Regions from separate parts of the Homo sapiens genome. Here all the other regions are linked to region 1. A link is a loop called in an ENCODE intact Hi-C map of the cell type or tissue named here. Cell type or tissue: heart right ventricle. All regions are shown on one strand.

What was found. A loop is a pair of places that touch in the nucleus more often than their neighbours do. Peaks named below come from ENCODE experiments on the same cell type or tissue, not always from the same donor. Only the 100,000 strongest peaks of a DNase experiment are listed, where the experiment ranks them.
Region 2: it touches region 1 in a loop (2.4-fold over the local background); 3 of 110 quality-filtered maps call a loop at or near these places.
Region 3: a loop joins it to region 1, with 1.9 times the contacts of the local background. A loop is called at or near these places in 2 of 110 quality-filtered maps.

Annotation. Positions count from the first base shown.
Region 1 is chr7:91,295,932-91,303,931 of GRCh38, reverse strand. No RefSeq gene overlaps it. Among named protein-coding and RNA genes, the nearest start is that of LINC02932, 11 kb to the left of the region's middle. RefSeq lists an enhancer at 7,788-8,000. In heart right ventricle, no CTCF peak of the experiment used is centred here; a DNase peak (open chromatin) is centred at 3,399.
Region 2 is chr7:91,410,668-91,418,667 of GRCh38, reverse strand. The region is part of intron 3 of LINC02932 (long intergenic non-protein coding RNA 2932); the gene reads right to left. Among named protein-coding and RNA genes, the nearest start is that of LINC02932, 100 kb to the right of the region's middle. In heart right ventricle, no CTCF peak of the experiment used is centred here; no DNase peak of the experiment used is centred here.
Region 3 is chr7:91,420,031-91,428,030 of GRCh38, reverse strand. The region is part of intron 3 of LINC02932 (long intergenic non-protein coding RNA 2932); the gene reads right to left. Among named protein-coding and RNA genes, the nearest start is that of LINC02932, 110 kb to the right of the region's middle. RefSeq lists an enhancer at 6,564-7,109. In heart right ventricle, no CTCF peak of the experiment used is centred here; no DNase peak of the experiment used is centred here.

The sequences.
Region 1 (8,000 bases):
CAGGTCTTGTGTAATTTTGGCCATAGGCAATCTCCAATGAGGGCTGATAGGTGAGAACTGTCTTTTGGCAGCACTCACAGGAGTCTTCATTTTGAAGAAGATCTTGGTTGCAAAGCACTGCACCCTTACAGCAGCTACTATGTTCTAGGCACCATTCTAAGTGCTGGGGATATAGAAAAAGAACAAATGAATAAGAAAATGTATCACACGTCAGACGGTGCTGAATGTTACAGGGAGAAATAAAGCAGGGTCACTCAACTCCAGCCACATAGCATCCTTGAAATTATTCAAACCCACCATGTAAGTCCCCATTCCAGGGTCTTTGCTACCCATCACTTATGGCCCCACTCCCTTTAGGTCTTGGCTCAAGTGCTCCCTTCTCAATAAAGCATTGTATCACTATTCTGTTGTAAATGTCAGCGTCTCCAACATCCACCCATCCTAGCATTCCTGTCTCTCTTCTGCTACTGGCCAGTTTTCTCTGTTCTCCTAAAAAACCAGCACTCTGCTCCCCTGGCTACCTGCTGCCCTTCTGAGACTTGAATATCCTTGTTGGGGCCTTATAATGACTTCTTTTACTTTCTTTTTATTTCTCCTAAATAAGTAAAACATGGCAATATTAAGGAAGGAGAGTGATTACTTTGTGAGAGTTCCCCCATCCCCTACTCCTGCCCCATCCTACCCTATGCTCACCATTAAATAATAATTTTTCTCAACACTAGAAGTAAACTGGAAAAACATACAAATAGGAAACTCTGATTAAAACTGATCAGGTTTTTTTCTCTAAATCAAGTTATTTTCTCTGAAGAATAGAAACATGAAGCTTCATGTGAGGTGATTCAAACCAAAGTGACTGAAAATGGCTGCAGACAGTGTACACACACATGACTGGTTTCCTATGAGGCCGTTTTGCTTCCTTCTTCTGTGAGTACAGGCTTTCCTTAGCAAAATCCTCTCCCAGCAGGTCGAGCCCTGTTTCTGAGTGCTCCTTGACTAATGCAGGTATTTGTTTAGCTATTGCCCCTCCTGTCTTCCCAACTGGTTTCAAATGCTTTCATACTTGAAAATGATCTCTTTAAAATCACCCTGATTTTTCCCAACAGATTATTGTATTTGGAGTAATAGCATGAGCTGAGGCTGTATAACATGGGGTGGGGGAGAAGTTTAGGCAAACTTCTTACAGTTCGGTTTTCAGTGTGAGTTAAAAACAAACCAGCCAAGTGATAGAAATACATTTCAGACCCAAGGAAAAGATAAATGTCATCCTTTTTATGCTGTACAGTAAATGTGTGCAATTTATCTGTTTAAAAAACGTAGGCATTTCCAACCTGTAACATATAGGCATGGTCATTTATGCGAGTTAGGTATTTGATGCCTTTGCTAGCACAGCCATCTTCCTACCATTTTACTTTCCACTTCCTTTTCACTCCTAATCCCCAACCCCACCCCAGTATACCCATTCCAACCCACCACTCTTTATCCTCCAATCCACAAATTAAAGTATTTCTGCTGGGAGTTATATATTCCACTGCTCAACAGGAGTTCACCACTGAAATTCTTGTAACTGAAATATCCAGATGGTTGTTCTAATTTTTCACTTAGCTATTTGGCTTGCTTGGTTATTCTATCTCATTTTATTCATCCTCAAAACATTTTTGAAAGTTATGTTCTCTAAAGAATAGAAACATGAAGCTTCATGTGAGGGGATTCAAACCAAAGTTAGGAATTATAGTTCACTTCAGAAGGCAGGTTTTTCAAAACAAATATAGACTGAAGTAAGAAGGTTAACGTGCCTTTAAATGTTTGCCTTTTCTATATAAATAGGCTTATTATTTATTGAAGGTTTTTGAACAAATATTTATTGAATACTTACTATGTGTCAGACATTGTTCTCAGTGTTTAGAATATCTCAGTGAACAAAAAACGAAGACCCTGACACTGTGAAAGCTTAAGTTTGAGATAGGAATGCTGATAATAGACACAAGCATAATAAATAAATAAATTATGTAGCTTGTTAGAAGCTTTTTATACAATACAAGAAGCGTTTCCATATAATATGGGGAGGAAAAGAAGAAGGAAGGTACTATAATAGGAGAGCAGGAGGTGTTGGGGCACAATATAGCATAAAGAGGCAGAGCAGGCTTATTGAGAAGTGGTATTAGCATAAAGACTGAAGAGCTTTTCAGGCTAAAGTAACAGCCAATGCAAAGGGCCTGAGAGGGGAGTTTGTCTGGCATGTTTGAGGAACAACAAGGAGGCCAATGTGGCTAGAGCAGGGCAAATTGGGCAAAGAGAAAAAGGATCAGACAGGTAACTGGGATCCGAACACTTAGGGCCTAGCAGACCATTGTAAGGACTTTGGCTTTTACTCTGAATAAACTGGGAGCTGTTACAAAATTCTGAGCAGAGAAGTAGGGTATTTTTGGTTTTTTGTTTGTTTGTTTGAGACAGGGTCTCACTCTGTTGTCCAAGCTGGAGTATAGTGGTATAATTCTAGCTCACTGCAGTCTAGAATTCCTGGGCACAAGTGATCCTCCTACCTCAGCCACCTAAGTTGCTGGGACTACAGGTGCACACTACCATGTCTGGCTAATTTTTAATTTTGTTTGTAGAGAGAGGGTCTCCCTATGTTACCCTGGCTGATCTCAAACTCCTGGCTTCAAGCAATCCTCCTGCCTCAGCCTCCAAAAGTGTTGAGATTACAGGCGCAAGCCAGCAAGCCCCCCCACTGGGTCCATATTTAGGTTTAAAAGGGTCACTCTGGCTTCTGTGCTGAGACTAGATGGTGGGTAGAACAAAGATAGAAACAGAAAGGTTAGGAAGCTGATGACGGTGGTGCAGACCAAGGCGGCAGCAGAGGTAGCACTGAGAAATAGTCATGTTATGGATATAGGATGAAGGTAGAGCAAGAGATTTTCTGATGAATTGGATATGGAACATGAGAAAACTATGAGTCAAGAATGATCTCAAGGTTGTGACCTGAGCCCTGGGAAGATGGTGTTTCCATCAATTGAGATGGGAGTGGCCGCCAGAAGAACAAGTGAGGGGGCCATATTGGGAGTTCTGTTTTTGACATATTCAATTGAGACAACCAAATAAAGACGTTAGTAGATAACTGTATGTGAGCCTGGAGTCAGGAGAGAGGTGTGGGATGAAGAGGTAAATTTAGGAGTCTTAGGCATTTAAGTGGTATTTAAAGCCATGAGATTAGATGAAATCGCCTAAAAAAGGAAGTAAAGATAGAGAAGAAAAGAGAATCAAGAACTGAGCACTGGAGATCAACATTCAGAGGGAAGGTAGAAAAGGAGAAGTCAGCAAATGAGACAAAGAAGAAGCAGCTAGGAAGATAGGAGGAAATTCAAGACAGTGTGTTGTCCCAGAGCCAAACGAAGACGGGTCAAGTAAAATGAGAAGTGAGAATTGGCCACTGCAGTTAGCAACATGGAAGTCACTAGTGATCTTGACAAGAGCAGTTTCAGTGAAGGAGTCGAGGGAAGCAAAAGCCAGACTGGGGAGGATTCAGAAGATAATAAAGGAGAGGAATCAGAAATGGCTACTAAAGACATCCCTTTCAACAAGTTTTGAGGCAAGCAATCCAAAGAAATGAGGTGATAACTTGTAGGGAAAGATGGGAGAATAACAGCATGTCTGTAAGCTACTGGGAATGATCCAGTAGAGAAGAAACATTGTGATAATATAGGAGTCAGAAAAGATAATTGCTAAGGCAGTGTCCCGGATGGGAACTAGTCATGGCTGGAGGGACTGGCTTTAGTTAGCAAAATGGAGACCTTATCTATGATAGCAGGTGGGAATGTAGCAGATGAGAGGCAGATGGAATGAGTGTGGACATGTGATTATAAGGGTCAGGGGAAGTTCTCTTCTAATTGCTTCAGTTTTCTCAGTGAAGTAGAATGCAATATCATCAGCTAAGACAATACAGATGGGAGGAGGAAATGTCAGAGATTCGAGGAGAAAAAAGAGAATATCAAATAGTCAGTGAACGGGTGAACAAATGGACTAAAGAGGCGTAGGGTGATTAGTGGAATCAGGACGGGTTCACTTGAGTTTGTGCTTATGAATTTAAAGTGAGATCAATCAGCATGGTTGTGTTCTTTTCTTCTCCAGCTCCAGTAAGTTACCCAGGTGCAGATACAGAGAATGCAGAGAGTTTAATTTTAAAAACCTGTGGTTTTTTTCAAACAAGCATTAAAAAAAGTAGAAAAGCAGCAAGGAAATTTTTTTCCTTGAAGGTGTGTGCAATTGAGAGTGATTATTGAGGATGGAATTCAGCTGGGTATGGAGGGGAGTAAGGACGTGAAGTGGTGATGGACAGTGAAAGGGTGGTAGAAGAATTGGAGGTCCCAGTCAGGTTAGAGTATTAGAGAGAAAGTCGGGCAATGTTGATCACATGTAATACATGACATTGAGAGAACGAAATAGCATGGTCTAGCAAGGCCTGCCCATGGGAGTGGGGACTGCAGAGGGGAGGCCACACAATGAGGGAAAAAGAGGTCGGGGATCTAAGATCACAAGACACTAGAAAGATGATTCATGCATATGGAGATCACCAAGAAGTTAAAACCCCAAAAGGTAAATTAAGGAAAACAAAGTTATGCTACAACTGTGCAATGAAATATTATACAGTCATTAAAAACAGAATTTTGGAAAAAATAGTTAAAGACATGAAGAAATGATTAAAAAATGCTAAGGGAGTAGGGAATCCAAGATATTTAATTTTATATGTAGTACAATTCCATTTTCTTAAATATATCTTTGTGCATAGAGAAAAGACTTGAGGAAATAAAATGTCAGTGGTATTTATCTCTGGGTGAAATTTATTGTTTTCTATGTATCTTTATTATTTTCTAAATTTCCTACAAAAAAATAGGGAAAAAATCATTAACAAAAAACAACAAAAGAGAGTAAACATATTATCTCTGGTGCATTAAATTTCATAAGAGCATTTTTAAAAATAAATAATTTAGTCACAGCTCCCAGATTTCCCACTGTCTTCTGTGTGTTAGTTCACTTAGGTAATGTGAGATGTGACACAGTTTTACAGCCAATTTCTGAATTTTCTTTCATCTTCAGACGGTATTTTTTCCATATAAGAGTTTTCTTTTCAGTCAATTGAAACTCTAGAAAGTTGTGTTTCTGTCCAAAAGTTCTCCAAATGGAGATGTTCAAATTTGAAGTAAGCTTTCCTTCTAGAGAGGACACATGTCCTTTACAGAAAATATGGGAAAACAGTAGCTATGTTTCTAAAGCTTAAGCATCCAAATCTGGCATGGAAAACTAGAATGGTTATAACTTAGATTGCTTTAGTAGATGCTTCTCCCATTCAGGGATAAGTTGAGCGGATAGGCTTCAACTGTGGGGTCTTTGTCCTTTGGTAAGGTACACTGAAGTAAGCATATTTAAAGAGAATGTCAGTTAATTTTAAATTTGTAATTAAGTCTGGTTCAAAGTAAAAGTAAATACACACAAACGCACCCTTCTCTCCACCCCGGGAACAAAATACATGTTTGTGTTTGTGAACCTAGTGGTCGTCTTATGTTTCACTTTTAGTTTCAGCTTTTCCTAAAGGTTTTTATCCCTGACCTATTAAAAGAAACTCCACAGAGAAAAAGACCCCCCCCCTCCTTGACTCTCAATCAAGTAGATTTCTACCTGTCCTTCTCTCTAACATCCTCTGTAGTCTCATGTTGACAATAAAGAAATAGGTTAGGGAAGATAATATAAGAAAAGATTTAGGATTGAATCACATGACATTTGATTTGAAATTGTACAAAATTGTGAAAGCATTAATCTCATGCTGACTCGGTCTGAGGAAAAATCCCATTTATCATTTTGGAAATTTTTTTATTTTTAATTTAAACCAATTTACAATACAACTGACACAAGAAAACTAAAAAGAAAATGTGGCTGAATTTTAACCATTGAAAGTTCATGTTGTAATCTCTGCAGAAAAGTCTGGAGTAATTTTGAGAGGAAAGAAAACATTGTCTAAAAGCTGAAAAAATATCGCTTTTAAGCATGGAATTTCCTAAGTCATGAGAATCTGAAATCACACTGCTATTTCCCTGGCTACTAATTTCAAATCCTTGCCACTCTTGTCTGAAAACCTACTGCCTACAGCCTGGCCAGAACACGGGGTGGGGATGCTCATTTGTAAAAGGCTGCCTGTATCTCGCTTTGCCATCGCCCCATCCCTAACCACAAAGCCAAGATGAGTGAAAAAGAAGATCCCTATATTTACATCAGATTTACATTAGACCTTCAATTCAAACATACAAAGTGTGCAGTGACTAGGCAACTTATAGCCCTTCTTACCATAGGAACTTTATTCCACTTTTATGGTAGTATAACTAGCCTGAAGATGAGGGAAAGGCCTGAGAGGTCATCTAGAGCAGTGGTCCTCAACATTTTTGGCACCAGGGACTGGTATTATGGAAGACAATTTTTCCATGGACTGGAGAGCAGAGGAGGGGTGGCGGGGGTGGAGTGAGAAGATGGTTTTGGGATAATTCAAGCACATTCCATTTATTGTGCACTTTGTGCCTACTATTATTACATTGTAATATATAATGAAATAATTATACAACTCTCCATAAAGTAGAATTAGTGGGAGCCCTGAGCTTGTTTTCCTGCAACTAGACAGTTCCATATGGGAGTGATGGGAGACAGTGACAGATCATCAGGCATTAGATTCTCATAAGGGGTATGCAGCCTAGATCCCTCATATGCACAATTTACAACAGGGTTTGCCCTCCTGTGAGAATCTAATCTAATGCCACTGCTGATCTGATAGGAGGTGGAGCTCAAACAGTAATGTGAGCAATGGGGAGTGGCTGTAAAAAACAGATGAACCTTCTCTCCCTTGCCCCCCAGCCCAACTCCCCTGCTGTTGTGTGGCCCTGGTGTTTGGGGACCCCTGATCTAGAGCCCAATCTTGTAACTAGGAAGGCACATGACTCTCTCCAAGGTCAAGAGGCTGAATAGAAACACTTAAATGAAGACTTCAAAATTAGATTCTCTTGTGTACATGTATCTACAGTAGAGTGTTAAACACACATCTACCTTCACAGTATTCAAATCGCTCTTTACTAAGGATTTAAAGAAGCAAATTTTCAAAACTTGGCTATAGTTACTGGCTCAATCATTTGCTTACTATAAACTAGAATTCCTTCTTATTTAAATGTAACATTTCAATTGCAGGAGTTCAAATACATTGTGTCCTGAATAATCTTAAGGTACAAATATTTCAAAATAATACTTTAAATAGAAAAACCTGTCTTTGGTACATTAACACTGAATTTTTCCCTTTCTTCCTAAGCCAGCCATGAAATACCTACTGATTCTAAATGAAGTAAGAACTTGGTTATGTGATTCAAAAATGTCAAGAATCTCTGGCCTGCATGATCTAAGATAAATGGAAGTTTGTGCAACTAACATGATTTTGGTAAAATGTATTTTTTAATTAAAAGAGTCATATAATTATATTAAAAGCTGTTTATGTTAAAACCAAAATCAATACCAGTGATAATAACTAATACTTACGAAGTGATTACTAAGTGTTAGACATTGTGCCTAAAGATTTACTATATTATCTTGTTTTATACTTTCCACAATCCCTTGGGGATAGCTATGGTTATTAGGCTCATTTTACAGTTGGGGGAACTGAGCACTAGAAAAATTAAGGCATTTGCCGAGATAATAAGCTAGCAAGTGGCAGAATTGAGATTGGAGCCCAGGTAGTCTTAACCACTCTATCAACCAGCTCGCATAGAACAGTTATTAGCAAATAAGAAAAGTATGGCTTTGTATGAGTTTAGTTTTCAGTTAAATGGTGTGTTTCACTGATGGCTGATGTGATTAGCACCTTATAAACCTTGGAAATGTTGCTTGTCAAGCATGGAAAAGTAAAATATTTGTGCTTGCTATTCTGTTCCCAAGACTAATTTTTAAAATTCCATAATATGTTAAGGTAATAATAATGA
Region 2 (8,000 bases), 110 kb before region 1:
AGCAGTGAGTCCTTTGTAGGAACATGGATGAAGCTGGAAACCATCATTCTCAGCAAACTATCGCAAGGACAAAAAACCAAACACTGCATGTTCTCACTCATAGGTGGGAATTGAACAATGAGAACACATGGACGCAGGAAGGGGGACATCACACACCGGAGCCTGTTGTGGGACAGGGGGAGGGGGGAGGGATAGCATTAGGAGATATACCTAATGTTAAATGACGAGTTAATGGGTGCAGCACACCAACATGGCACATGTATACATATGTAACAAACCTGCACGTTGTGTACATGTACCCTAGAACTTAAAGTATATATATAAAAAAAAGATCTTTACTGATCCCCTAAAAAAAAAAAAGAGAGAGAGAGAAAATCTCAGAAATGTGATGTGAAATATCTCATGCATTACTGACTATTGAAATTAGGGGACCTATATGTAATAATAGAATCATATTATCTGCTTGTTGATTTAGAATTAAGTAAGAGGAAATTAAATATGTAATAGTGCCCAAATAAATATTGTCAAATACATATGTTAGTATTTGTATTAAAGTAATGCTAACTGCTGTAGTAACTCCCAAAATTTCAGTGTCTTAACTTGATTTCTTCCTCATATAATTGTTCAATGTGGGATTCCAAGAAGGGTGGCCTTCCAAGTCGCCACTCAGCATCACAGGTTCTTTCTATGTATGGCTCTGATATCTTTAACATGTGGTTTTAGGGTCACTAGGCTCATCTGCATTAAGATGGAGACCAGGGAAGAAACATGGAGATAAGCTCCATGGAGAATGTCCATGGACCAGGGGAAGACATGGTGCCCATTATGTTCACTGACTTCCTACTGGCAAAAACTCAGTCATTTGTCCACATCCAACTGTAAGGGAGGTTCGGAAATGTGTTCTAATCATGTGCCCAGAAAGAAGAGGAGATAGGCTTGGTGATAAACTGCAGTTTCTGCCACGGTGTTTGTTCTATGACAGTCTATAAAGAGAACCTAGACTTCCAGGTGCTTTCAGCCAAGAATTACCTTGAGAATCAAAATGTTGATCTAGAAACTTTATTCAGGTTAAAATACTTGCCCTATCCCACCATCTGTTTTGGACTGACTGCTAAAAATTAGAGGAGTTACCATAAGCACAACGACATTCTGATTTGATGAGTACTACTACTATCAGAACTCCTTCTAGCTATGTCATTGAGAACTGTATTAACTTTTTCTTACTTTCCTCAACTCCAGCACCTGGCACAACTCTAGGACCTAGAACATACTCAACAAATGTATGTTCAATGAATGAGTGGCCTTCTAGGATTGACCGTGCATTTTTTCCATCAATTCATAAAGATTGTGGCCCACATATCACAGTGAATCAACTCTTATTTTTGTTGCTGTTATTGTTGATTCAGCCATGCTCTATGGCAATGACCTAAATCTTGTTTATTCACCACTCCAAGCATGCCTATTAACTCCACTCGGTAATATGTCTTCCATAACATGTAAGATTTTTACTGAAGTCTGCCCATGCTTATCTAGACTCCTGGAAGAGAATCAGCAGCCACGTTGTATAATGGACAAAACAGAGAGGAATGTAGGTTAACTTAATTATCTCAGCCTTTGTCTTAGGCAAGTTGCTTATTTCTTCTGAGCTTTCCTTATGTAGAAAGTGAGAATAATAACACTTACCTTGCAGTGTTGTAAGTACGGCAATTTTAAAGACCCAGAATAAAGTAGGCACTGAATTAATGGTAGTCACTGTCTTCATAATTTATAATAATGATTGACTGTAATGTTAGCATTCATAATACAAATTATAAACATCACTCAGCTTTGTTTCCTATTAGATACGTTAAATCAGAAAGCCCTAATATCCAGAAGCAACACCATGACAGAATTGTAAGTAGAGCACAAGTTTTTTCAGCCTCCTGCTGTCAGCTGAGTCCCTATTGAGCAGATACATCCCTGGGGACAGATGACCATCCATCAGAGGCTATATCAGCTAATAGCTAGAGCTGTCACTTTCACCTCTATTTGCATTGGATTGAGTCAATCTGCCTTAAGCTTTCACAAGGGTAAACAGCCAGTAACAAATGAAGTTCTTATGACTTATAGCCCCACGGAGACTTATTACAGGATCTTATCTATTTCAATACCTGCCAGCAGGTGTGGATTATTAAAATGTGTGTACTGAGAATTTACTGCTTTCTTGAATTAGCAACCTTGACTCAGAAATGACATATTTTTATGTCAAAATAGCAGAAACCTTTCTTTTCTCTCTTCACTGATGCATAACATTCTAAAAGACAGGAATGGCCTTCAGCTAATACAGATCTATTTCCATTTGGCTTCGGTCACCATTTAATTACTGTTGACTTCTTTAACCTTTCTCACTTCCTTTCTGGATTATATTTCTTTCTACTCTATTGCCATTTAGTTTATTTGGTGACATAATCAAACTTGAAATTATATAACAAGGTTTTGCATTTTTCTTCTTTCATGCCGCTTATTGTGTTGAATTTATTTTAAAACAAATTATTTTCTGAAACAGAAAATATTTTAATGAGTTGACTTTGTACTTTATCTTCGTATTTACTTCTTAAATCCTGATTTTTAAAAAGGAGGATACTCCAATTTCCTCTATCACCCATTTCAGAATGATAGAACCCTAAGTAGGTTCCTGGAAAATAATCTATTGTTCCCTTCAACTTTCCTACAGTACTTACCTGTTAAACAATACAGTGTGTACTAAATTAAAAAGAAAAACAAAATCTTGAAGTGAACACCAACCACTAATAATGCAAAGGGGATTATGTCAGAGTGACATAAGAGGAGGAATTGTCTTCTTTCTGAGCATTCATTTTTATTATTGCTGACCTAAGCCATGAGATATAGAGGACAGAGACTGAGCTTTGGAGTTGGACATTTCCTGATTCAAAACCTGGCTGTACTACACATAAACTGGTGGTCCTCTGGAAAGTCCTTGGACTTAGCTGATCCTGTCTCCTTATCTGTAAAACAGAAATAATTATTTTACCTCTCAAGATTGATGTGAAGGTTAAGTGAAATGAAATATGTAAAATGTCTGGTATATGTGTTCTCTAAGTGCAACAGGTACGTTTGAACCTATGAGTGTTACAGCAGCCTGAGCCTGGGTTTTCCTGAAAGTGGAGCCCAAGGCAAAGGATTTTGTATTACTATTTTGTTAGGGGGTGCAATTTCAGGGAGATGCAGGGAGGGACAACCAGAATGAAGCAGGGAAGGAGGAGGAGCCGATATGAGTATGTGTAATCAAAAGAGCTGCCATTAAGTGCATCTCATTGATACGGGACATACTCCTGCCTGTCTGCATTGTATAGCAGCAGCTCTAGCTCCCCATATTAGTCAGGGTTGATTACCATTGCCAATATAGTAATTCATTTCTTTGCCTTCTGGTCCACTAGCGCAAGGAGCCTAAATGTGGTAGTTGAAGCTTCGAATTTGGTGGAGCCCTTTCTGTGCACCTGGTTTCGGAAAAGACTCTTCCCCTTCTCAGCCCTGCAGTGGAAACCAGGACCTTAGAGTGTGGGGACAGAAAACACAAATTTTGCAAATGAGTTGTTGTTTCTACAACGTGAATGTAAGCTGTTTTGATCCTTCCTCCTTATGAGCATTGAGAAAGACACATCTGCCAGATCATCACATACCTAGTACCAGAGGCCTGCTAATCCACTTGCAGTAAAGATAGCACATCTGGCACAGCAGATACCATTGGCGTTAACATCTGGTTATGTTTATGATAATTCACCATCATCCACCATGAGCTCTCAGGATTTTCCAGGGCTAGGTATGCCCATAAATGAGCATGCAGAAAAAATTGAACCAGGGATATGATGGAAACCATCACCCTTGTATTCTTCAAGTGTTTGATTGTGTCACTAATCTCTGCAATTCCTCCTGGCATGCAGTGTTGCTTCTGATATATGGTCTTAGATGGGGATAGAGGCAGTTTCAGGGACTTCTACTTGGCCCTTCCCTCATAATATCCCTTATACTACAAATCTGGGAACAAGTGTGAGGGCTCTATCACCTGATAAATATATTTAACTCAGTTACACACACTCAGGATGTGGGCAATAACCTCAGGACAGATCTGTGAACACTAACACACTGTGAAGCAAACTTGGCCCAAAATTCCGTTCTCATTGTGTCCAGATGGGCTCCCACTCTAACCAGAGATCTTTGATAGTATTTCAGTTCATTTGGTATCATTCAGCCCCAACTCCTTACCTAACAGCCTTTGAAAAGTCTGGGTTTTCCCCTTCCAACAGTGCAAAGTTACCCTGCTGCAAGTACATTTGGGGAAAGAATCAAAGGAAGATGTACTATATATACTGGTGGTGGCATGGAACCGTCCTTCCTCAAGGGATCCTGGCTTCCACATCAATCACTGAAATCTGGATCTATGAGCTGATTTAGGTCTGGAAAAAGGGTGATGGGAAGGTGATTTTCTACCATAGCAGTTGATGTAAACATTCTCTTTACCAAGTCTTAAGACACATCTCAACAGACAATTAGGATGAGCTCCAGGGGATCTTTATAGGGCATCAAATTCTGAGCATGGCTAGGTGCCTCCATGTTAGTAAACTTTCCTCTGTCCAGCCTCATATTCTGATTTCCTCACCCCAGTCCAAGACCCTCCAGCTCCAGTTCCACGTATAAAGCCCTCTACTCTTACCAGATCATTTGAACTAGTTTCTGCAGTTCTTTTGGCAGGCAAGCTATTTCCTCCGGAAATGGTGCTTAGGCTAGGCTGAGATTTCTCCTTGGTCAACAGTCTAGAGGGAATGAGGAATACTGGAGGCAGATCTCAAAGAGACAATTATCTTATGAGGCACCTGCTTTAGAGGGGAGTCCTTGAACAGTCTCCAGGCAGGCAGCCACTGCTCTCCTCCAAGAAGGGCCCTAGGAGGAGGGTTTACAGGAATCTGGTAGTTCAAGATTACCAGCTGGTTCACCCAAATTTTCCCATCCACTCTTTTCTTATTGAGGTCCTGACTTTGATATAGGAGATCTGTTGAACCTGTGCATTCACTCTCCTTTGTGGTTGTGTACTTTTACAGTTAAATCCTGGGCTTGATTTTTAGCATGGTCTTCTCTGTGGTTCCATGAAATGGATCGGGATCATAATCCCAAAAGACACAATCTTGAAATAAATGTCATAATCTCAAATTTTGAAATCCCTAAAGATCAAAATCCCTAACATCTAAAATCTTAAAAATTACAATCCCAAAACATTAAAATTCTGAATGTTGAAGTCCTGAAAGCCAGATTCTAGGGAAGGGATTAGAGCATTTTTGGTTGTATGCAGGATAGTTACATCATGTTAGTTGCATCATGTTAGGCAGAACTATTACCTTTTGTGTCTTTATTTGCATTTGGGGAAAAATTCACACAAGTGATTGGCCACATGATATGGCAACAACGAAAACTTCAGCTCCAAAGTGCATCACTTTCCTGCATTGACATTCCTTTCATCTATGACTTTCCAGGAGCTTTTAATAAAAGTCACATTTGCCTGAAGAAGCTAGGGAAGTTACTAACTGGTTCAAAAATAATTATGTTCATGGTAGGATAAGAAGACACTTATGCAACAGTGTTGCTGTTTGATCACCAGTTCTTTCACCGAATTTGCGGTCTGAATATGAGTGTATTCAGAATGGAATTTTGAGTACCCAAAACAGCATAGAATAATGGCACAGAAGATGGGAAAATTTAACAGGGAACGTTCATGTTGATGTACAGCTAATCATATAGAAGAATTTCAAAAATAGCAGGTCCATGTAGAAAAAGAATGTGAACATTTCTCCAAGGAGAATACTGCCCTAAAAAAAAAAAAAGGGAAACAAAGCAGCTATTCATCATGATGCAAGAATTCAAAATATAGTTCCTGATCATAAAAGTTTGTCAGCTCTTATGGACTACCTCTGTGCAATTGCCCATAATCTAAACATCTAAAATCTTAAAAATTACAATCCCAAAACATTAAAATTCTGAATGTTGAAGTCCTGAAAGCCAGATTTCCCTGTAATGCACTTTTTTATATATCAGAATTTTCTGGTTTGGGGGGAGTCTTTTTTTCTTTTCTTTTCTTTTTAGTTTTTTTAAACTAGTTTAAATTGTCAGCATTTTTTTTACAATCAGCATTTTTTTTTTACCATTCTCTATGCTACATATTTCATTTTCTCATCATTTTCAATACTGGAGATATAAATTGTGTAGAGACTTTAGAGTTCTAATTCATTTTATGCGTTTTTGACACAAAAAAATGAAAGTGCCTTATCACAATGCTGACTTTGTGTGAAAGCATTGTAGGTCTACATAAAAACATCGAAACTTCCTCAATAAATGAAGAGATACCCTTTTAGCGTATCTATGCTTGTGAAAAATAAAATTTCTCAAGATCTCAGCTCTTCGGGTGACTGCATATGCAGTGGGTGACCCACTGTGGTTTTTGATTGATCTCATCAAAAGATTTAGATTATCTGTCACAGTATTTCAGATGACTGCAGATATAAATCTGGTTGCACGCACTTACTGATCATAGTGATATGTGTTCATACATTTCCCTTTTTGACCTAGTTCTTAATGAATATGGTTCATCTGCTTATAACTGTTACACCTATGTAACATTAGTATAGCTGAGTGTTTGTGCTTACAAAAATATTTGTTATTTTTACCTATTCTATTCTATTCTATTGTGTGAAATAATCTATGAAATGTTCTGTAATGTTTTTATATGTCTCTCAAATAAATCTCCTTTCAACAATGCAAATACATATCTTTTAAAGAATTTTTAATTATTTTTTCCAGAATTATGTTTTTGAGATTTTGCTCTTACAGGATTTCAACGTTCAGGATTATGGCATTTAGGATTGTGTCTTTCTGGATTTCGATCGGCTTCCGATGAGATGACAGTTTCCATTGCAGCTGCCATAGAGGATCTCTGACTTTCATAGCATGGCTTGACTTGACTGTCGACTTCTCTGGGTCTTTTTTAAAAAATTTTCCAAGACTTCCAGTGTAGTTAACAGCAGTCATCTCCTTTCTATAATTATCATTTTATCCATGCTTTTAACCATGATGGCCCCTCCATTTGCCACCTGCACCTCAACCCAATTAACCACGGGTGAAAGTCTTAGTTATAATGCTACTACATGCTAGTATTATCCCTACTACACCTCCCCAGCAATGGGACCTTTATAACCCAGGTACAAAATACCTTCCTGAGGAGCTGCTTTCTGAAGTCATTCGGCATTAATTGTCTTAGTCTTGCCTCCCCAGAAAGCAGAGCCTGAACCAAAGATTTACATTGTACTACCTTATTAGGGCATATAACCCAGAATGAGGAATACGGATTACAAAAGCAGCAAAGAGTGAAAGAAAATGCAAGAATGCTGATCAAGCTAGTTGTTGCTAAGCTCAACTTACTGCTTGATGTTGCAAGACCATCCTCTGAGAAGACCTATAACTGCTTCTCAGGGCAGTCTCTCTAGCGGGAGAAAGGGAAAATAAATTAATCCACGGGCTCCTGCCTCCCATGGGTCAAATTTTCATCTCATGGGGATGCTAACTCCCTTGCACGTTCAGGTATTTGCATGGGTACCTAACAGAGTCCTGTGGTGCTCTAAACTTCTGTATTACCATAGAAGTTTTTGGAGTAAGATGCAAAGTCAGGGCATTTAGTACATCACTGTCAGGGTGAATTTTATCAGAACCTGTGCACAACTGTCACCACAGCAGTGGCTGGAGTTAGAAGCAGGTAGTACAGAAAGGATCCTAAGTGATGCATGTCAGGGGTTTGATAAAGATCTTTCCAGCTTCTGAGGTAAGAAATCACTTGGCATTACTCTCTATTTCTATATTACCTGAACAAACAAATGAACTGCTAAAGAAAAATTAACTGAAGGCTAAAGCCTCATCCTCTCACCCAGTATTCCCTCCAAAAATAATTCATTTATGGAGTA
Region 3 (8,000 bases), 120 kb before region 1:
TGTTTGTGTAAGGTGGTGGGAAGTTGGGGGGTATCCAGCCACCTTATGTTTTCTCTCCTCTTTCTGCAGTTACAGGATCTGTTTGGATAGTGTTTATTTTTGCATTAATGCTATTAGATACACATGATTGGTAATAATAGTTATAGCTAATATTTACTAAGCTTTCACTATAGGTCAGGCACTTAATGTATATTATTCCATTTAATCCTCACGACAAAACTATAAGGTAAACACAATTATTAACCTCTTTTACCGATGAGGAAACTAAGGTTTAGAGTGGTTTAATAAATTCTAATTTATTATTAGTAAATATGTAAATTTCCACAGCTAATAAGAGGTGGAGCCAGGGTTTGAACTTGAGCAGTCTGGTTCCAGAGGCTACATTCTTTTATTAAACTTATTCTGATTTGTCTCTGAGGAAAATCACCTTGCCAGCCTCTGAATATTCTAGTGTTGTCTTAAAGAAGATTTAACAATTTATGAGTATTTGTGTGATTCAATTTCAGTTGGGAAAGTAAGTTTTACAAGACCCACAGAGCAACAGATGGGCTCCCTGTAACTGTGAACTCAATTCTAAACAGGGCAAATAGAGCCCTATTTCTTTAAGACAAATGATGAAACATGGCCCACATTTCAAACACATGTGCCTGTTAATCTACCTAGATTGGTAGCACTGGTAGGAGCACTGATGGAAGACTGCTGGGCTTTTGTGGCACTTCCCTCCTCTCATTTCACAAAAAGTTGGGCAGCCATCTGCTTACTTTCCAATGATCCAGCATTTTCCCCACTGACATATGTGGGGAAAATGTAGTCAGTGACTCTGGGGAACCACTTTGCTGTCAAAGTTAAAAAGCTACTGTCCTAATCATGCCCTTCTATTGCACACCCCCCTTATGCTGTTTCAGTGCTTTGAACAAAAGCTGGTCTGAATCCAAACACTATTATGGACATCTTTACAAATCCAGCCCAATTTGGGCAGAAATTCTTCCAAATCTCTAGCAATCACAGGAAGGCAACATGCCTATGGTTCTTCAATTATTTTCAATAGGTTCTCTTTATCATTCAGGGCAGTATTAAAAAGTTGTCTTTTTAAAGTAACACTACCTTTGTTGAGGAAAGCTTTTCATTGAAGATACCACAGAGTTATTAAAGACTTCTGAGCAAATGATGGCTGATCAAATGAAGCAACCCATAAAAACCCTATAAATTCTTTTTAATCTGAAGTATTTCTCTCTTCAATTTTCAAACTATGCAATCTACATTGCCATTATGAGCAAATGTCATTAAGTCGGTTTCTACCTGCAGTACCATTGAAAATAGTCCATTGTACAGTTTCCACGGTGAAACCATTAGAATCCTATTCATGTCTAAACCTTACACTGTTTGTTACTTTCCCAAGCTACCAGACAGAGATACTCAAAACTCGTTTTTATGTGCATACACTCTATTACTCTCCTCTTCTCACAGATTTTTATTCTTTACTGTGATGCTTCTGTTTCTTCTTAGGGAAACAGTGCATAGAGCCCTAATGTGCATAGAGCCCTATTGTAGACTACCAGTGGCATAACTATGTCTTGATTTTTTTTTTCATAAAATGAAGAAAACCAAAACCAGCAACTTTTAGTAAATAATTTAAGTGTCTTTTCTGTCACCTTGTGATCACGGGTTTCCTCTTGACTAAATTTCTAGGCAAGAGGCAGATAAGCCAATCAAACACATGGTGACTATTAGAATCCACAAGCTGAATAATGATGAAGGGATGGGTCAGTCCTGTTGGTCTCATGAAGCAGGCAGATCCCAGAAAAATCATTAGGAGAACCACAAGGGAGAGATAATGGAATTGTATACTATCCTGAAACCATACATTCTGACCCAGGATTATACATAACATTTTCTATAAGCAGGCTGCCATGGTGATCTTTGGAGCAACATGTTGTTGGCATCTGGGTCATGGCAACAGACATCTTGATTCCAGGTTGGCCACATAAAACTGCAATACTTCATGGTGATTTTATTCTAAAGTTATTTATATGAGCAAGGCATTAGCCACATCCTCCCTAGAAGTACAAATATGAGGAGGACTGGCATTTGAAGTCCAACATAATGCTTGGCACATAGTGGAAATTTAACAAATATTTATTTAATTAATGAGTGACTAAATAAAGAAGTGAATAAATGAACTCAGTTCTCCCCAAAGATCTTCTAGTCCTCAGTTTGCTTTTGCAGGACAAACTGACCCCTTGTGTGGGGAAAAGAAGCTGGACTCAGAGTTCTGTAAGAGGTTTGTACTCAACCCCCAGCTGTTCAGTGCAAACCTAAAAACACCTAATTTCTTTTCTGGATAAATGGAATCAGAACTGACAGGATCCCCCAAGGCTGGTCTAATGGAGGGATTCTGCTCAGAACTGTGGGGTGTGGGAAGTCAGGGAAGTGGGTCAAGCTCAGAGTTGGGATCAGGGAGGCTGTGGGTTACATTTAGTGATCCAGAAAGAGGGACCTCACTAGGTGCCCCAAAGCTCGGAATCAGGAGATGTGGGAGACCAGGGAAAAGAGCCAGAAAAGACAGGGATCGGGGAACTATAGTCAAGAAAGGGGCAGAACTTGGCCAGTAAATACAGGCCATGTACGTTACCCAGATCAGCTGTCATCCGAGGCTCTTTGTAAGCCTGTTGCATTGCCATATGGGAGGGGCTTCTGGGCCTGGTAGGCTAAGAATAGGTGACCTGTCCTAGAACCCTGCACACTCAGCACCTAGTTTTTAGAACTCGAACGACAATCCTGGATCAGTGAACATGGGCTTCTTGGGCTTCTAGACAAGACAAAGAAAACAACTTGCCCTTCATTTCTTCATAAATGTGATGGGGTGAGTGTGAGGGGAGAGGAGAATGGAGTGAGCTATTGGTGTCTAAGGTGACTCAGTAATATCAAAGCAGGCTTACAATCCTAGATCTTTTCTGCCAATCTCCAAAAATAAACATTTTTTATTTCTCAAGAGGAAAAGACAACGAAAGTGACATATCCAGTGGTTTTCCTGAATTAATTCACTTCTTGGAAACTAATGACTCTATCTCTGATTAATTCTTCTAATTCTCTATGGCTTAATTTATTCTATGCAAATCTGCCCGTCAAGCTACTGTGAAATCCAACTATGATATAATATAATACAGAATTGTGGAAGGAGGAGGAAGATTACAGTTACTGTTTAGTAGAAGTGCTTATTACTCAGAAAATAATGATAAGGCTCAGAAGGAATCATTTCTGGAAAAAAGGTAAATCCCTCAAGGATTAGCAAGAAATAAGCTGTCCCTCCACCTTGTTGTGGAAAAAAATCCTGGCTTGGGACATTCGAGGACTCAACTGAAGGCATTCCTTCCTCTGTGTGCTTAGGATCTCCCTCTTCAGTCAACAGGGGCTGCTACCCAGCACTAACAGTATTCCAGCACCTCCAGGTGGCACCCTCCTCTGGGACCCCAGGATTCTGTAAGCCAGATGGTGGGACTACCTCAGCATCTGTTTACCAGATCTCTCTAGGGGAAAAGTAGCTTCCAATTTCCCTCATCTTTTGCCTTGCTCCTCATGGCACCAGAGCCCAGGGAGGAAATGAAACTGTCTAACCATGTTTGACTCTGAAATATTTTAGGCTTCTTCTTCAAATGTGTGAACAGAATGAGAAACTCCATTTGTTTATTTGATTAACGTCCCCAACTACATTGTGCCTTGTTAATTTCCCTGTTGATAATGCTACACTCGGCAGACACACCTTTTTTCTTTTCTTTCCCAGGTCTGTTCTTTTTCTTCTTTTCTTTGTGTAAAGGGTATGTACTGGCTTTGTGAAATCCCTGTAGCAAGTTGTGAATGATGTATGAAGTGAAAAGTCTTTACTCAGGGCACAGTAGGAATACAGAAAGTGCTGTGCATTCACTGCTGGGCTAAGTTTTTGACTGTGTGCTGTAGGCATAGATATCCTGTGTTCATTCTACACTGCCTCAAAATCTCAGGAGCTCTAGATCTGGTGGCAAGGGGCACAGTCCTGCAGAAAGGCAGAGAGATGAATTTATTGAGCTCCAAAAATCCTTCTTGGCACTGTGATTCTGCATTCACTACAGGTAGGGATTTTTTCCTGTAATGTTAACAAAGGGATGAGAATAGGAATTCAAAGTCTTAAGTTCAAGGTGCAGAAAATTAACCCACTCCCTGGCCTGTGATATGAGAAGGTGGAGGTAGGAGACAGGTGATTGTCAGCACTCTGCAGGGTAATCTCACTTAGAGAGGATATATCTTTTCACCCTGCTTGAGAGGGTATATTGTTATGTCCCAAGGAGCCAGGAGAAAAGACCTGTTCTTGTGATTTATGCAGTATTTTCCTTTCAAGGAACCCAGAACTCCCTAATAATCATCACAGTTTTTTTGTGGGCTGTGTGTCATATTGGTGCATGATCTAAAATTCTCTCATGTTTAAAAATTAGATGCCCAATTATCCAACAAATATTTTATACAATCAATTTGACATTATCCAGTGTCAAATTAGCTGATTTATGGATTAATTGTGGTTCAGGTGCAACTAGGATGTGAGACACACCCCCCATGGAAGAGGGGAGCTGAATAATTAGGCAGTGGCTAATTATTGTTCATTGTAACTTCTGTGGAAGATGAAGAGAGGGGGTGTGCAGAGCTGCTCTGGTTGCAAGGAGGCCATGGAAGCAAAGGGGACAGAACCCTCCCACTTAGCCTGATCCTCAGTTCTCCCAACAGGAAGCCCAGGAACTTCAAGCCTTGAATCCTCTCTTTTGGGTGTAGAAGAACTAAGCAACTATTTTCTAAGTGTTCAGCCATATTCAGGTGCGAGCACTTTACAGATCCTGACACTTTGTAACCACACTATGTCAATGCTGAGCAGTTGAGCAGTAACTCCAGTTTCATTTGTATCCTTGATTTTTATTTTCCATGACTACTGCCCTCCCACCCCATCCCCTAATCTCACTTACCTAGTCCAATGACAATTGACTATGTTACCTTAGTCTCAGAAGATGGGGCAATTATTATCCAAGCTAACAGGCCAACATTCAAATTGAATCACTGACTTCCTAAAATTACCAATTTCTTAGGCTCTTTGGGCATTTATAATTAGGTTTTAGACATTTCATTCAAAGTCAAACTATCTTTTATATACACGACTTAAAAAAGAACAAACCCATGGCCTGCCATAGTCTCAGTCTTCTACTTGAATTACCACATTCTACATTCTCATTCACAGCTTAGAATATAATGAACCTAGAGATGACCCATGAGTAAACAAGAGGCATTAAATAACAATAAATTAAAGATACTTTGGGAGGCTGAGATGGAGGATCATTTGAGGCTAGGAGTTTGAAACCAGCTTGGGCAACATAGCGAGACCCTGCTAAGAATATAAAAATATCATCTGGGCATGGTGGCTCGTGCCTGTAGTCCTAGCTAAAATCAGGAGGCTGAGGCAGGATTGCTTGAGCCCAGGAGTTTGAGGCTGCAGTGAGCTATGATCACACCCCTACACTCCAGGCTGGGTGACAGAGTGAGCCCCTGTCTCAAAAATTAATAAGTTAAAGAAATTATGGATCCATTCATCCTGAAGAGAAGAAAACAGAGACATAACCATGGTTTTTAAGCACAGGAAAAGAGATCCCAGACAGAATGGGGAGGAGTTGGGTTGAGACCAGTCTGGAAAAAAGGGAATAAGTTCAATGTACAACTGGAGGATTTGTGTAAGAATCTTTATAAATCATACAACCAACTCTTACTAGCCCTTGCTTTTGATATGAAGTGTTTTTATTTTATTGCTTAGATCAATTATTTCAGGAGACCAAAAGTAATAGAAAAGTGTAAACAGGAAAATACATTGCAGAATAGTAGAGGTGGAATCTTCTGAGATTGTAAAGGAATATTACTGTTCCTTTTAGGCTGCAGGTTAGAACAAAGAGCAAATATTACTTCTAACTCCAAACAGGTCAGCGAGTCTATTTTGGGAAGATATGTTCTCTCCATTCGTGCATGGTTTTCTGTGTAGGGGTAAAATGATATTATGGTATTTCAAGTTTGCATTTCATCCTTTTGATTATCTGCAGGCCATTTACCCATATCTCCTTTCCAAATGAAACCTGGTGCCTGCAGGCTTTTTCACATCTCTGGAGTTATTTCATATTTTCTCCTTGTATCTCTTTTGATGACTACTAAATGTTCATTTACTACTAGATGTTGCCTGGCAAATTCCCAACTATCAAATGTGTAAACCAAAACAGTAAGAAGGAAGAGGGGGTAATAGCAGAGCAGCCTACTACATACGTTTAAACAGTCTGTTTTATCTCTAAGGGGAAGAGCCAAACTTAGGCCTCCTGTATGCCTAGGAATATCTTCTCCTACTGAGAGTTTTCTCTTATTTTAAGTAGTCTGAAAATAACTGGTCCGGGAAATAAAATGAAACCTCTCTGTATCAAAAGCAAGAGCCTTGAGCAAAGGTGGTAACAAACCCTGAGACACTTAGGCTTGTCTGAACTCAAAATTCAGCAGGGTTCTATGACTCAGCATGTCATGAAAATCTGAATTTGATTTTTGCAAAATGCTTTGTGCTCTGGATCTATCAGGAGCATATTAAACTGTTAAAATAAAAAACTTTTTTTTTCTGTCATGGAGAAAATCAAATAGAATCCCCAATGCAAATTTACCACATTCTTCACCAATAGATCATTTCCAACAACTAGACAAATGCTGGAGGATGCAGATGAAAGCTTCCAAGCTTAGGAAGAGTCATGTCTTGATTGCAAGGCTAGGCCTGTCGGTACTGCAGTAGTGTGAGCTCAACAATGGCCCATTGAAATGTAAAATTCGATGAATTTCCAGCCTCCTTCTCAAACAGTCAATGCGGAAATCACGTCCTCCAAAGAACATTACTCGATGGGAGCATAATCTCTCCACACTTGAGCAATAAGAGATTGTGCCAGTCCATGACACGCGAGGTTGCAGAGCACTCCTCCAAGCATCGCACCAACCCTCAGTGATTTCTTACAGATATTTACTTTCACACATGGCATATAGAACATTAAAAGAGTTTTGAAAAATCCCTCAGTTTTCAACTTCTGAAGGATTATTAACTTCAAAGTCTGAAGAAATGTCGCCCTTCTATCTTTGGAAATGCCAGGAGCCTTTGCATATCCTTACTACAGGACCAAGCAACCCCCAGCGGAGAAGAACGATTACTGCCTCGGTGGCAAGAGGATGGCTTTTGATCTCTTAACATATTGGAAATTACTTAAAGGTAAGCCATCTGCTAGCTGAGGAACAAAAACAGATTACATCACACCCTGCTAGAAAGATTGTGTTAAATCCTGTATATCAAGGCTTTTAATAATTCTATATTAAGTCAGCTAATAGGATTAGGTACACATTTTCTTTAGGCTTATTTCCTCAACTATTAAAAAAAAAAACCTTTTTTTGTATGTTTGATGATCTGCAAAATTCAAGAGTATTCCACTGTGAATAAAAAGGGTTCTTTCAAGAGGAAGCATTTCTTTAGATCACCACTGCTCTCCAAAGAGATGTACAGCAGAAATGCCTTTCCAAGTAGTTTGTGGGAGAGGCAAGACAGGAGTTTCTATTACTGCTAATATGATATATTGCCTGGGTATTACAAACCTGCCTACTAGAGCTTCCTATCTTCATTGTTTTTCTTCAGCAGGTCAAGGATGGAATTCGGGCAGGTGGGGGATGAAAAGGATGTCTAACCTGATCCTTTTGGTAATAAGGATTAATGATAATCATGGTGATAGTCCACCACAAGGTTGGCATGGCACAAGTATTGGGATAATCAAAGAATAAGCCTTGATTAATGAGAGCTTAAAGCATCTGCAAGACTGGACAGTCCCAGCCTTGAGAAAGCTTGCATTCTAAAATTACCACAATACAAGAAATCTTACATTCTAAAATTACACTATGCCCAAACCAAACATACTGTCTGTGGTAAGCTTCAG